Linked DNA regions of Homo sapiens: region 1 is linked to region 2. A link is a contact called in ENCODE Hi-C or POLR2A ChIA-PET data. All regions are on one chromosome and are shown on one strand. The core of a region is the stretch at or near the end of the contact, and the rest is flanking DNA. Distances in the headings are between cores, read along the strand shown. Region 1 holds the start of BACH2 (BACH transcriptional regulator 2). Region 2 holds the start of PM20D2 (peptidase M20 domain containing 2).

Region 1 (7,665 bases), core at 1,842-4,341, 1.2 Mb before region 2:
ACAAATCTTGTCCGGTTTATGCTGAAAATATATCTGGATTCCATTTATGGCTGTCATTCTAGCATTCTATTAATAGTTTAAATCACCATCACCTCTCTAATGACTTATCTCAATAGCCTCCTACTTGGTCTCTCTGCTTCCATTCCTGTACTTCCCGTGACCCAGCAGAGTGATCCTTTAGGAGTTGAGGCCAGGACATGTTCCTTGTCTGCAGAAACCCCTACAGCATCCCACTCCATTCACTTTTGTCAGATTTCATTGGATGTTAAATTTGCCCTGCCATGCCTTATTCAAGGTACCACATTTGAAATTCTGTCTACTGTTCTGCCTAAGAAAAAATACAATATTTTCTCAACATCATCAAATCCTGTACAGGGTGCTGGAGAGCAAGAAAATCAAAGGCTCAAGAACTGCCCATGTCTTTAGTCCGTCTTCCTTTCCTCATCTGTTTCCTGTATATTTTAATTTTTCCTGTTTTATTTTCTACAATCAAGAAGATTTCTATTATAGAAATAAAGTTTATTTGTTTCAATGCCATGATACAGATTTATTGTCCCTGGAAATATCATGCTTAGAAATGAATCACAGACAAAGCCCATGCTCTGGATCAACACACATGTGTAATTATGTAGGAAAAAAATGTATATCAGGAAAGGTTGAATGCTCCAGGCATGAGAAATAAATTGACCTCCACTCAACTTACTGCCATGATTATACAGAGGGAAGGACCTGGATCTGTTTCACATCATAAACGCCTAAATTGCCAGAGCAGCACAAGCCCAGGAGTGGCCATGCAAACTCATGATGGAGGTGCTAAGGCTGTCCACAGCCCAACCTCTGCAGCAGTACTGTTAAATGAGTGTCTAGTACTTGACTTACCATTTTAATTTCACATAATTCTGAATGTATTTTTCGGCTTGAATTCAAATAACCCACTTCTAACTACCGAAAATAAAGTAGAAAAATGAACTCACTACCAGACTTCAAAGCTTATCCAAAGCAAAGATTTCGTCTTACAGCCAGAGGTGCATGATTGCAGAGCTGGATGTAACCTGAGAGGCTAACTACTCCTAATTCAGCCTCCTTGAATGACTGGATGATGCAACCTATCACAGGTGTTTTAGGTTTTTTCATCTCTATTTAATGTCCCACCTCATGCTTGAAAATCTCAAAGTGAAAAAGCTCCAGTCTGAGTCTTTGGGCAAGCAGACTAACTGAAATGACCTGTTAGCCTTTGTTGTATCCATCTGACAAGATCAGCTTGTAGAATCCAGAATGGAGGTGGGAGATCAGCTGGCAGCCTCATTTCCCTCCTCAACCACCCCTACGCTGATGTGCCCAACTCCACTCACAGCTGGGCAGCCACCGCTTGCTTGAAAATAAATGAATCTACACCACTCTCATACGGATGCTCTCAAGCATCCCTTGTTGTGAGAAAAACATTTATTGCTGCTACTAAAATGCGTAAAGTTATCTCACAAACACATACTTACAAGAATGAGGAATGAGAAACAGAACCATCCATAAAACTATAAGAAACGGCCTGGCCAGGGCAGACCAGGAATTAGTACTCTGTCCTTGCCAGGGGTCAGGCAGGGACCTCAGAAGCAGGGTGTTTTGTCCTAGGGGGCACCAGACCAGAGGTCAGGAGACTGAGGGCTACTCCTAGCTCTAGGACTTTTCCTTATCTGAAGGCCGGGTCGGTTAGCAGAGAAAATCTCACAGTCCCGTGCCAGACCTCCACGCAGGGACTCTGCAGTGCTGTTAGAAAAATTAGCTCAGCACCTTCAGCTTGCTTTCAGCCATCACTTAGCTTTCCACACAGACATTCCAAATGGGGCCTTTCAAAACTCTGCCCTCAAATGAAGGTAGTTCAGAGCAACACTTTAGATGATATCACAAGACTCCCAGGACGCTTCACTGCTTCCTCAGCATACGCCAGTGCCCGTTTTACAGGGGGGATTTATGATCCTTCTCTCAGTAGAGCGAGCCAAACTTTTATAATATTCATTAAAAATCAGCACCACGTGTAATAATATGGAATACTGCCTGTACACAAGAGGGCCAAGTTATAGGTGTTTAGGGAAACGTGGCAGAATTTTCTGGCCTTGGCAAGAGGTAAAGTTGCAGGCACCAGCACAACACTAACACAACCTTATTTTATTGCAAATGTACATTCAGCCTAAATCCTAATTACCTTCTGTAAAATCCTAACCACCACCAAGCTTTCTTCTGACAGGGCACTCACACGACGGCCTTTAAGGGCAGCAACAACATCCTAAGAGCCGCAGAAAGGAAAGGCAGGGGAGAGTGGCTGGAAGGCAGTAGGAGCTGGGGCTGAAGCCCGGGAGGTTGGCTTTTAATGTCCTCCTGAAATTGACCACTCTCTTTCCAAAAACACTGGCTTGGGGGCTTAAAGGTTCGCTCAGTAGGGCAGGCGGAGGGCCTCCTGAAAAGGATTGAGAAGTCAACATTCAAAAGGCTGCTTTTACTCGCCCGGTCCCCACCCAAAAGGGAGTCCGGTCAGCTTTGTGGGGGCCAGTGGAGCATCTTTTCTTGCCCTTCCGGGAAAACGCTAGCTAACCCTGGGATCCCCGGTCCCGACGTCTGCTCTCCTTCCCCAGGTGCAGCACCTAGGGCTCTGGCCCCCTCCCCACGTGCCACACCAGCCCTCACCACTACTCTCACCCTGCTATGCCCCCAACCCTCGTCTTTCGTGGCCGGGAAGGCCAGGCCGAGCGGGGCGGTCAGCCGGGCCGGGAGGAGGGGGCTCTCCGGGCCGCGCGGCCGCACAAAGCGGGGAGATCTGCTGCTGCGGCGGCATGAGGCGCGCCCCCTCCCGCGAGCCAGCGGAGCGCGCGCGCCCGCCCCCGTCCCCCGCCCCCCGCCCCAGCCCCCGGAGCGCCATTCGCGGAGCGGCTTACGCTAGTCGCCGGGCGTACCGCGCCCCAGCGGCCGGGGAGGTGCGCTGCCCGGCTCCCGTAAAGTTATTGTGAATGGGGAGCGGGTGACGTCAGCGCCGAATGTCAACAATGTAGCGATTGAGAGTGTGGGCGTTCCGGGGAGAGCGCAAGCCGCGCGGCGCGGAGCAAACAGCGCCGAGCCGCCGCCGCCTCAGCAGCAGCAGCAGCAGCAGCAGCGGCAGCAGCGGCCGTGCACGCCCGGGCTGCGGTCGCACAGCGCTAACGTGAGCGGCCGCCGCCCTCGCCACCCCGCCTGCCCACTCCCGCCGCCGCCCCGCTCTCGCTTTCCCCCCGGCCTCCCCTCGCCCCTTCCCCTCCCCCTTCCCGGCGCACTCGGGGGGCTGGGAACGAGCTGCCATGTGATGCGCGTCCCCTCCGCGAGCTTTCGGTGACCCACGAACTGCCCACCTCGCCGGCTGCCGGGAGGGGGCTGCGAGCCGGGAAGACGCGGGGAAGAGGAGGCGGAAAAGGACGCAAAGTTCTCCGGCGAGGTGAGTCCCGGGCCCCGGGCCCCGGGCCCCGCCGCTGGGCGGGGTGGCGGGGCAAGTTTGCGGGGGGAGCGGGCGCGCGGGGCGGGCGGGGAGGCGTGGGGAAACGGCGCGGGAAGGGAGCCCCGGCCGCCGGGCGCGCAGCCGCCCTCCCCGCGCCCTGCCCGCTTTTATGGCATTTTCTAGGAACGGGAAGGGGGTGGGAGCCGAGCCGGCGGCCGCGCCGCGCCGAATGTGTGCTCTCCCTCCCGGCTGTTTACGGCGGCCGAGGCGCATTGTATTTTGCTGGCGTCGAAGGGTGTTTTGGAACAGCAGAGGGAGGAGGAGCAGAGAGTAATAAGTCAGGCATGGGGAGGGCGGGCTGCAGGAGGCGCGCGTCCGCGCGAGCCGCAGCAGCTGTCAGACCCGCGGCCCTGCCCCCGGCCCGGCGAGGCCCGGGTGTCCCGGCCCCCAGCCTGCGATCCCAGCTCCAGGCCGGGCGGCCTCCTCCTTAACCCTCGGCGTGCGCATCCCGGGCTGCTCCGCGAGGACCTTGGCCGCGGCGCCTTTGCGCTCAGCTGTCAGCCGCCGCCGGGTGGCCCGGACCACCGCGACCGGCGGGGAATCAAAGCCCAAGTTTAGGGTCGCAGGAAGAGGCGAGCTGGGGGCCTCGCGGCGCAGACCTGGATCGAATCTCTCCTAGCGAAAGATCGGGTTGTCGGAAAGCGTCCCGCGTAGCTAAGACCTAAGGGCGCCAGGCTTCTGAGAGGGAAACCTTGCACCTCCTCTCCCACAGATCCTCCATGAAGTCAAGGTGCAACACACACACACACACACACACACACACACCCTACACTCCAGTCTCCAAGCCCCAGAAGCTTCACCCAGGAGACTGGTTTATGAAGGGGACACTGCCCTCCCCGTCCCCGCGTCGAGGCGCTCCGTGGCCCCGCTGTGCTTCGCTCACCCGGCGGGTGTTCGGGAGCCCGGCGCCGCTGGAGACGGCGGCGGGCGGCGCTCACGGGCTACCCTAGGTGCCCACGAGGGGAGAGACTGGAGCGAGCATCTCGGCGACCTCGGTCTGGCCAAGCATTTGCAGGAACTCGGACCGTGAGGGGAAGCGTGCAGGGCCGGGAGTGAGTGTGTGAAGGGGTGGCACACTCCTGGCTTCTGGGGTCGCGGGCGCATGGGGCATCCCCAGCACTCTCCCGCGCGTAGGCGAGTTTGGTAACTTGAGGGAAGTTCCGGCGCGGCCGCTGCCGGGGTGGTTTGTCTGTGGCCCGATGAGGCGCGCCTCGCAGCCTGCTCTCCCGGTCACCGCCGTCGCCGTGACCTGTGGCCTCCAGGAAACGAGAGGGACCGGGGCGCCCCACCCGCGAGACGGACCCGCAGTCTCCCGGCGGGCCCGCGGGCGGCGAGACGCGGCGTTCCTGGTTTTCACCTTCGCTGTCTAGTGCTGCAGTCTCTCACTCTCTGTAAATTTCATCTGTTGAGTGTATTTAACTAAAAAGGGTAATTACTTTAGATAAAAATCCTTTCCTGCCTAGTGGGAACCTTGGCGGAGATGATGCCTAATGAGATATTTTGCTTTTGTCTGTTTAGAGTAAAATTAGAGATGTTAACGCTGATAACGGTTTTCTCAGATCATTAAAATGTAACATGTAGGAAAGGCACGTCTTGCTGCAAAGGCTCGGGCTGACATGAAAGAAGCTGAGCGTGAAAGGCTGCCCCTCCTTTGGCGGAGAGGGCTATTTTGGTAAGGCAGCGGGCGTCTTGCTTAAAATGTGAGATCGCCCCACCCTGGTTCTCGGGCACCTCCCGAGTAAACGGCGTTTTTCATTCTTGCAGGTAATAATAAACGTGAGTCAAAATGACATCTTGTTAGAATTAGTCTTTAGTCTGTAAGAGAGATTGCCAAATTACAGTGTTGCGTTCAAACTGCTCCACTGAAAGGTCTGTCAGCATTTCCATTATAAATTCAGTTTTTCTGGAGTTTATAATTTCACCACAAAACTTTGAGTGGCTGAAATGTTTTCCCTTCTAGTATTCTGGTTTTTGAAAGAAATTTATTGATTGCCCATTTCCAACGTTTTTTTTACTCTCGAAACCTGAATATCATTGAAATAGAGCGAAGTCCCAGAAATGGAACACACAACCATGGAATAAAGTATTTTTGTTAGAACATAACTTTATTGGTGCAGAGCCGTATTTTCGTTTTGCATTGCAGGAGGCTTCAGGTTTGCCATTTGGTAATCATGAATGTGTTGAGTAAATTCTTCTGCTGTCTGTCTATTCTGCAGGTGGACTGAAATGTCAGTTGGTAGTGTGTTTGCCAGGATTACATGGAGACACACACTTCTCAGTTAAGTGTGTGTCTGAACTCATAGCTAAATTGTGAACACTCCTGTTAGTTACTTTTTTGGTTCTTTGTATGTTGCATGTCAGGATCTGCTATGAAGAAGAAGGGGTGAGGTGAAAGAGAGGGAGGGGATCAGGATTCACTTTCTGTATTACCAGTGCCTGGGAGAAAGCCATTTATTATTTTCCTATTGAATTATGCCCTTTGACTTAGTATCTTCAGGCAATTCTTTTCCAGTAGCTCACCTCTGGCTGCTGTGTAAGGGGCTTAATTATTTGCAAACTGCCTTGAAATCCCTGGATGAAAGGCACTGAATAAGTGCACAGTATTGTTATTCAGATATGGAATTTAATGATCCATTATAGTTCATCAGGAAAATGCACTTTGCAGTGATGGTAGGAAATGTTTCCACCTGATAGAGGGTAATAATAACTGCTTAAAAGTAGATTCAGATTACAGATGAGACAATTAACTCTAGCCATGTGCTCTTCAATTTGTTGCAATTCATTTTGTGATCAAAGTGAGTCACAGAGGGCCAGATGGTCAGGTTCATGTTCAGATCTCTCCTAGGCCAGCCCTTCACTTCTGGGCCCACTGTCTGCACAGCCGACAGGACTTAGTTATTCATTAGCGCTTGTGAGCTGTTTCTCAGAATTCCTAATCGAGGCTCCTGTGATGCCAACAAAAGGGCTCAAGCCAATCTGTATTGTTGAGAGCAGTTTAATTTTACTTGGATTAACTTTCAGTGTCTCTGGTGTGGATCCAGTCTTAACAAAAAGGAAAGAGACCCTAGTGGCTCTCTATCTCTGCTGTGCCTGGCCCCTCTACTCTAGTTTTTGAACCTCAGATTTCAGGGGTGTGACATCTAGCTTATTGTAAATGCAGGCTTGATTGTTAATGAATGAGAGAATACTTAGATAAATAAATATCTTCCTGTGTGTCCAGGGGGTGAGAGCCAGTACTAGCTTCATGGGCATAAGACCTGTGCAGTTACATAGGCCCCCTTCCTCTTCCCTGCTCAGAAGGACCTCATATTTGGTATAAGGTTCTGCTGTTTTCTTCGGAAATTCTTAATAATTTTTGAACAAAGGGCCCCTCGTTTTCATTTTTCACTGAGCCCTGCAAATTATGTACTTACCTGGTTCTGGTGAGGAGCAGGGCATAGTGTGGAGTGGCAGGCCGCCCCTACTCAACTCATTGTAGACTCTTGCTAGGGAACAGTTGGTAGGACTACTGGCTTTGTGTTGCCACATCATTTGATTTTTCCAGGGGAAGCTGAATATTGGATATTTATGTGGAATTTCCTGATTTTTAAATATTGGCTCAAATCTTTAAAAAATTTTTGGATGAAAGCATATGTAAGAGCTAGTGTCGGCCTGGGGGCTGCTTGTCTCCCACTACTGAACAGACTGAAACATCTTTTTTTGTTTAATATCTTTGTGTGTCTCTGTTTTCTAAAGGCCTGGCATATAGTGGATGATTTGTGAGTATGCACCCAATGAATGGTTACAACTACCTGGAAAATAGAAAGATGCCAAAAAAACAAAACTTCAAATCAACATTGAGTCCCACTCAGGGATTGATCAGCTTCCTTTTTAACAGAGAATTCGACATGAAAGGCCGAATAATTTAATACCATGAGTACAGTGTGATTCCTTGCAGGTGAATAATCCATTACTTTTGAACCACCTGCCCTCTATTTAGTTGTTACTGACCAGATGGGGTAACTTGGCTGGGTAATGCCTGAGGACCTCCATGGGAGTTTGACATTTGAGAACACTCACCAAAATAATAGTTTTGATTTACTGAATCCGCACCATGTGCCAGACCCAGTGCTGACTACCTTGCCTGAATGTACTTCATTGATTCCTCAAAG
Region 2 (7,756 bases), core at 5,190-7,689:
ACATCACTAATATTTTACATTTTAATAAACTGTTAAGTTCTCACACCAGTCTAACTGCTCTAATACAATTAAAAAAAAAAAGATTAGAGAAAGGATTGCGTGTTGAATAGTTACTTATAAAGCTCTGTGATTGACGTGCTTTGATAACACTTTTTAAGCCTGATTAATAATACCCACATTTAGGTGATTAGAAAACCAATCTGGACTTATTTTAATGGGTTAGATTCAGGAGTCCTTAGAATGCTTATGATATTTCTTCTCAACTGATTCCAGACATTCTATTAGCAGGACAAAAATCAAGTAAAAACATCAAACACGTATTAGATTTCAGGATACTGTATTGTTATTTCCTTGATATATATCTTATCACCATGACCTTGAAATGAATTTTTTTTTTTTTGGTACTCATCTCCCTCTGTCACCCTGGCTGGAGTGCAGTGGCGTGATCACAGCTCACTGCAGTCACCACCTCCCAAGTTCAAGCAATCCTCCTCTGCCTCAGCTTCCCACAGATGAATAGCTGAGACCACAGGAGTGCTCCATGCCCAGTTAATTTTTTATTTTTTTTTGTAGAGACAGGTTCTCACCATGTTGCCCAGGCTGGTCATGAACTCCTGGGCTCAAGAGACTCTCCTGCCTTGACGTCCCTAAGTGCTGTGATTACAGGTGTGAGCCACCTGGCCTGGCAAAACCGGAATTTCATCACAACTGGTGATAAATATTATAAAAACGAGAAGGATTATATGGAATTATTTTCAAGACATACTATTTAATTTTAAAAAGCCAGAACAATATATTGAGTGGAATACTTGAGGAAAACCTTCTTTCACAATTTATACAGGATTCTATTTATGTCCCATAAGTACACCAAAAACACTCTGAAAAGGATACATACCTCTAGAAAAAGGACTGGATTTGGGAAAGGTGGTCAGCAGGATTGCTTTATCTTATTCATTAGAAATTTGTGGTTGGGCCTGGCGGCTCATGCCTGTAATTCCAGCCCTTTGGGAGGCCAAGGCGGGTGGATCACTTGAGGTCAGGAGTTCAAGACCAGCCTGGCCAACATGGTGACCCTGTCTCTACTAAAAATACAAAAATTAGCTGGGTGTGGTGGTGCTTGCCTGTAATTCCAGGTCCATGGGAGGCTGAGGCAGGAGAATCCCTTGAACCCAGAGGCGGAAGCTGCAGTGAGCTGAGATTGCGCCACTGTACTCTAGCCTGGGTGACAAAACGAGACTCTCTCGGAAAAAAAAAAAAAAGAATTTTTAAGAAAAGTGGATTAGTAATTTAAAAAAAAATGAATTCTTGATCTTGTTCTCTTTTTTTTTTTCTTTTTTTTTGAGATGGAGTTTCACTTGTCTGGTGGCCAGGCTGGAGTGCAATGGCACGATCTTGGCTCACTGCAACCTCCGCCTCCCAGGTTCATGCAATTCTCCTGGCTCAGCCTCCCAAGTAGCTGGGATTACAGGTGCCCACCATGCCTGGCTAATTTTTGTATTTTTAGTAGAGATGGGGTTTTGCCAAGTTGGCCAGGCTGGTCTCGAACTCCTAACCTCAGGTGATCCACCTGCCTTGGCCTCCCAAAGTGCTGGGATTACAGGTGTGAGCCACTGCACCTGACCTCTCTTTTCTATCTTAAAAGATGACCAATGAAGGCCAGGTGTGATGGCTCATGCCTGTAACCCCAGCACTTTGGGAGGCCGAGGTGGGTGAATCACTTGAGGTTAGGAGTTCAAGACCAGCCTGACCAATACGGTGAAACCCTGTCTCTACTAAAAATATGAAAATTAGCTGGGCGTGGTGGCGCACGCCTGTAATCCCAGCTACTCAGGAGGCTGAGGAAGGAGAATCACTTGAACCTGGGATGCGGAGGTTGCAGTGAGCCAAGATCGTGCCACTGCACTCCAGTCTGAGCAATTGAGTGAGACTCAGCCTCAAAAAAAAAAAAAAAAAAAAAAAAAAGAGATGATCAGTGAGAAAGCTAAGAAGGCAGATACTAGGAGAAGGTCTGGGGTCAAGTGCGCTGACTTCAGAACCAAGACCACGAAGCCTAACCTTAAGTCCCAGAAGGGTAATGAGCTGCAGAGCCTGCCTGCATATGCAGGCCCCTTCTAGTCAAAGGCAAGGGCAGAGATTTCTAATCCCCAGTGTTTTCTAGAGATGGACTAGTTTACCACCACCCTTGAAACCAAAGTTCAAAGATTCCTCCTACTGCCACAGTACCAATTTCCAGTGATAAGAAGGAAGATACCCTAATAGTTAAAATGATCACCCTTTGAAAACAGGGCCTGGTAAGGTGCTAAGAGGTGGGATACCCGGGTACAATCTAGAAGCACTGCTGTGATGGTTCTGCTATCATTCCCTCAGTACCGAGCTACTTCTGAGGAAAACACATGGTTTTGCTGAAGCAGCTGAGCACTGGCTCCTTGTGCCTGGACCATTAACTACTATAGTTACTACTATGGTTGAAATTTCTGGTATAAAAAATCCAAACCACTTCAATGATGTGTGCTCCTAGGTACTAAAAAGTGAGTTCTTCAACATAAAGAAAGACAAATAAAAGGTTTCAGCACCAGACAAATCGGAAAAGCACAGAATGAGAAGTTCCACAAAAACCATAGCTACTCATGTTCCATATTCTCTCTCAGGACATAATTTATCCTCTTTGCAAAGAACTCAAATTAAAGTAAATAAAATGGATAAGTGTGGTTTCTTCCCATAGCTAATAGAACGATCTCTCGCAAATCTATTCAGTTGCAAAGACAATTTCATATGAAAGGACAGATGTTTTCCAGACACCAGATTATTGACAGTTCAAAAGAGAACTTAATTGTCAACATGTTTGTTATTCCTATGGTTTCTAAGTGCTACTATTTTAATACTCCAATTATGAACACCATAATGAATCTCAATTAGAAGAGGCTTGCCAAATGTCACTCCATAGATCAAGACATCTTGTTATTGTCTTTCAATTTACTTCTTAAATATACAAATGTGGAGTTTTCGTCTCTGGTTTAGACATAAAAGTATTCTATAGCCTGTGTTCCCCTAAGAAGTTTATCTTCAACTTGATTACTCACTCATGTTCAGCCATATCTGGTAGATAAGCAGCATTCTCTTGTGATGGGTGGGCCATAAAAACAACATCAAGATTTGTAAAAGCCCCTGCTTCAATTAAATCAATTTTGCCACCACCATCTTCTTCTGCAGGGGTTCCCAGGACAACTACCTAGAAGGAAATACTCATGTCAGGGAAAAACAACAAAATCCTCATAGGAATATATCAAACAGGTTCACCTGCATATGTATTCACAATCTACATTAAAGTCCTTAACCTATTAAGACAGGTTTTGTTCTATGACGCTTACGCAATGGGCATCAACAAATGGTGCTAAATTAATCACAAAATGTACATTGTTATACCAACTTGGTGCAAAGTATGTACTAAAGACACTATAAAAAGCTTTTCCCAATTTTACAAGTCAACTAATGGCAAAGATAAAAAAAAATACTACAAGTTTAGTCCCTCAAAATTTGTTAGGATTTGTTTCAAAAAGGTTCCTCTCGACTAAGCCTTTCAGTGTATGTATGTATATAATTATTCTTAAGTACTTTACGAGTCAGAAACTTTCTGTTAACTTACTACTTATCCTCACAACAACCCTGTGAGGTAGGTGGGTGATCTCTATCATCATTTTACAGGGGGTGTTTTTGAGGAATTGAGTGAAGTGTCTTGCCCCAGGTCACAGAGCAAGTCTTCAGGCAGAATTAGGATTAGATGTCCTGATCTTCTGGCCTAAACTCTGATTCCTTACTGGGCTACCTATTTTAAAAGTCTGAACTCATTAATCCTTTATGAAGAACATTAAACAAGTCTTAATGCCACAGTTAGAAACAGCCAACTATTACACAAACTTACTAATTCGATTCCACCAGTTCAACCAGGCAGATTTATTGGTCACCAAACACCTAATTAAACAAAAGAGAACTTTACAGAATAAACATTTTACTTTGATATTTAAGCTTAACTGCTTCAAACAATTTTAAAAATCAAAATAAACAACTAATATATTTTCAAGATCATGTATAAGAACACAATGAAACAAGCTGGAAAAGTCTTGGCTTGCAAAGGAAATCAACTTAAATTCCATTTTCAGATAATTAATAACTTAACCTTGCTAAAATTGAGAACAACCATTTGAAGTTAGAAGAGTGGGCCGGGAGCGGTGACTCATGCCTGTAATCCTAGCACTGTGGGAGGCCGAGGTGGGCGAATCACCCGAGATCCGGAGTTCGATACCAGCCAGGCCAACATGGCGAAATCCTGTCTCTACTAAAAAATGCAAAAATTAGCTGGGCGTGGTGGCACACACCTGTAATCCCAGCTCAGGAGGCTGAAGCACGAGGATCGCCTGAACCCGGGAGGCGGAGGTTGTAGTGAGCCGAGATAGGACCACTGCACTCGGCCTGGGCGACAGAATGAGACTGTCTCAAAAAAAAAAAAAAAAAAAAAAGAGTGTACATTTCTCAAAGTTTAGCTTTTTTTTGGCGGTTCTACAGTGCTCAAACTCTGACATGAAGCCGCCGCTCTTTTTTTTTTTAAGAGGAGGCCTCGCTCTGTTGCCCAGGATGGAGTGCAGTGGCGCGATGTCGGCTCACTGCAACCTCTGCCTCCTGGGTTCAAGCGATTCTCCTGCCTCAGCCTCCCGAGTAGCTGGGATTACAGGCGTGAGCCACCACGCCCAGCTAATTTTTTTTTTTTTAATATATTTTAGTAGAGACAGAGGTTTCACCATGTTGGCCAGGCGGGTCTCGAACTCCAGACCTCAACTGATCTGCCCACCGCTCTTCATTCTTGACCCTTAACTCATTAAATACGATATGTCTCTCGCTGACTACTCAGAACCTTTAAAAACGTGGTTGAAGCGAAATCTCTCCAGTGTTTGTGACATGGCAAAGCATGCTTCCCCCAACCCAAACAAAAACCTAACAAATGCAAAAACGAGCCTCCAGAGACAGAAAAAAGAAGGCAGCTAAAGTGAAAAAGCCACAAAAGATGTAGTGTTAGGATAAAAGAGGAAGGTTACTGACACTGGGGGAAATGAACTAAAGAGTATGAAAATAAAACATTTGTTTTCCCCTTAACTGAATGACGATTGAATCTTAGCTCATAGTGTAGAATATACCATCTGGAAAAGCAGAGTAAAACAGGATTAAACTTGCCCTACGACAAACATAAACGACATTTCCCTGTTTAAAGAGTCGAGGTATTTCTTAAAATCATAAAACAAAAAAATTAAGACTTAAGGATGAACTCATCTATGTATAATGCTCATTCACTTCCCCTTTATTTGTATACTTCTAGGGGTCTGGTGGTTCTAGCGACTGAAAATTCCTATCCAAATACCAATGACTTGAATCACATTTTCTAGGACTGCCACAAACAAAAGATTTATTTGGAGACGAATAAAAAGGGGCCGTAGGATTACCTACAAGAAGTTATTTCCTCCTGAGATTGATGGCACAACCTTGTCAGCAAATTGCTGTTGCCTCTCTCAGTTACCAAAAATAACCCGTAACAAACACCAGGCTTGGGTGTAAGTTCTTTCCTAAGGGAACAACTCAGCAGAGCTGTTTATAACTAGAGAGGAGGAAACAATAATCTGCAAGATGTCGCCAGGTCGGCAACGCGAACTGACTTTGACTGGGGGTTCAGCTCTGCTCCTGCGCCGAGGCGAGGACCGCAGGTTTAGCGCGGTCCCACACACACCTGCCCCGGGCGGGAGGGCACCGAGGCGCGCGGGACGCACGAGAGTCCCGCCCTTCCCGGGTCGCCCCCGACCCGGGCAGTCGGATAGGGTCCCGCACCCGGGCCCCACCTCACCTTCACGGGCGGAGGCGGCCTGGGGAGGCCCTCTAAGGCCCCCCTCACGCCCAGCGCGGCCGCCGCCCCGACCTCAGCGATGAGGTTGTGGCCGCAGGCGTGGCCGATGCCGGGCAGCGCGTCGTACTCGCAGAGGAAGCCCAGGTGCAGCGGGCGTGGCGTGGCGCTCGGTGCCCGGGCCTCCGGCGGCTCCCACTCGGCGCGGAAGGCCGTGGGCAGCTGGTAGTGCGGCTGCACTGCCCAGGAGGCCGCGGGCGGCTCCCGCTCGAAGAAGTGCGTCAGCACGCGGTGGGCATGGTGCTCCTCGTAGGCCAGCTCGGGCTGGCTCCAGATCGCGCGGCTCAGGGCCCCCAGCCGCTCGGCCGCCTCGTCGATGCACTCCGCCGAGCGCAGCTTCAGTAGCTCCAGCTCGGAGCGGCCATTGCACGCGCCCCCTTCCACGGGCCGCTCCCCTCCGGGCCTCATGCTGCCCAAGCCCGCTGCCCTCTGCGCCCTCTCGCTCCCTGGCTCGGCCGCAGGTAGCGACCGCCCGCGCACGCGCCCAGAGGCCTCCAGGACCCCGGCGGAGCGCGCACGCGGCCACACAGCTCCCAGGGCACCACCCCCAGTCCCGGGGCCGCCCCCGGCGCCGCGCGGGAAACGCTGGCGGCCGCTCGTACCCTACCAGGCGCTCTGCCCCGCCGTGGGGTTTTGGGGGTGCTGTGGAGAAGGCAGGGCTCGGGACTCTTCCACCTCCTTGGCTGCTCTGGCCTTTGAGTTATGCTCTAAGATTATCGATTACTTTTCCGTTGTTGCTTATTTCCCACAGCAGCAGAATGAGAACGGTTATTAGTTAATAGCCATCAGAGACAGACCAAGTGGAACACAGTCCTCGGAAAAACGCCACTCTGTAGCATTAGTAATTAAAACCTCACAAGGTTTGTATTTCCTGAAGGAGGCCGTCAGTGTCAATGCTGTACTAACGACGGTACTGTACGTAAGTTTCGGTACTGCCCCCACTTTCTTCTCCTTGACATTGTATTACTAAAAGCTGCAGCTACTCTCTACAGTTTTCTCATTGGTTACTAATGTCTGGAACAGCAGCTAGATTATGCAGTAAGCTCTTGGTATGTATTAGCTATTATATAATAATTTATTTGAATAGAGTAGAACTAAAAATTTGAAATGAGTTAAAACCAAAGAGTTAAAAGATTTATGGTAGTAAATATTCATACTGTTTTGTTGATTTGGACAGTTGTCTTGAACAGCTTTGAAAGGGAACATATGACAGGTTTCGTTTATAATTTTAATTGATGCTGAACTCCACTAACATGATATGTGCAGCTGGTGTTACATTATAACTGAGTTTTTTAATTACCCAGTGAAGAAATTCAAGATGTCATGCTCTTGTTTTTCTCCAGAGTGAACCACAAAGTCTGAAAAACTGTTGTTGACGGTATGCCTATTAATAACACTGTAGATGTTTATATTCTGAGGTTTTCCACATATTAAAAGCTTCTATCAGCTCTTCATACCCTATCATCTTTCCTTAATTTGTCTCAACTATGTTAAATGGGACACAATATATTAATGTGATAAACCAAATGAATATTTTGAAAATAAGTCTAAGGGAAGCTAACATGCACGAAGACTATCAACTACTGTTTTTACTACTCTATATGCTAATAATACCAGAGTAAATGTCACATTCCATTCACGTCTGAAAACTTTCTTTCTCAGTTAACACTCCAACAAAAACTCAGCTCTAAAAACAACAAATGTGTTATTAAATTCCTGGGCCCCCTTGGCGATAATAAATCTTTCTCTGGTATTCTGCTGAAGAAAATTACCCTGTATCCACGAGATCCAATATTATCCTGCTCAGTTAGTTGG

What was found. Hi-C counts contacts between places; a loop is a spot of excess contacts on that map. ChIA-PET counts read pairs that join two places held with the same protein, here RNA polymerase II (POLR2A). Pooled maps may share reads with other maps.
Region 1: a pooled map shows a loop between it and region 2 (4-fold over the local background). The contact joins the promoter of BACH2 here to the promoter of PM20D2 in region 2. A Hi-C loop is called at or near these places in 3 of 37 single-sample maps with no recorded cell type and 4 of 50 pooled maps. POLR2A ChIA-PET finds 5 or more read pairs at or near these places in 1 of 52 experiments (activated CD4-positive, alpha-beta T cell).

Annotation. Positions count from the first base shown.
Region 1 is chr6:90,292,269-90,299,933 of GRCh38, reverse strand. It overlaps BACH2 (BACH transcriptional regulator 2), which reads left to right and starts at 3,091. Exons shown (of 9, transcript NM_021813.4): 1 at 3,091-3,454. LOC105377891 (a long non-coding RNA gene) reads right to left here and starts at 2,695. Exons shown (of 7, transcript XR_942778.4): 1 at 2,198-2,695. It overlaps LOC124901361 (a long non-coding RNA gene), which reads left to right and starts at 4,728. Exons shown (of 2, transcript XR_007059676.1): 1 at 4,728-7,451. RefSeq lists enhancers at 877-1,378, 4,696-4,785 and silencers at 3,178-3,227, 3,853-3,912.
Region 2 is chr6:89,144,738-89,152,493 of GRCh38, reverse strand. It overlaps PM20D2 (peptidase M20 domain containing 2), which reads right to left and starts at 6,439. Exons shown (of 7, transcript NM_001010853.3): 1 at 5,885-6,439; 2 at 3,081-3,229. The coding sequence starts at 6,349. LOC101929004 (a long non-coding RNA gene) reads left to right here and starts at 5,628. Exons shown (of 4, transcript XR_942766.4): 1 at 5,628-6,801. RefSeq lists a silencer at 5,693-6,622.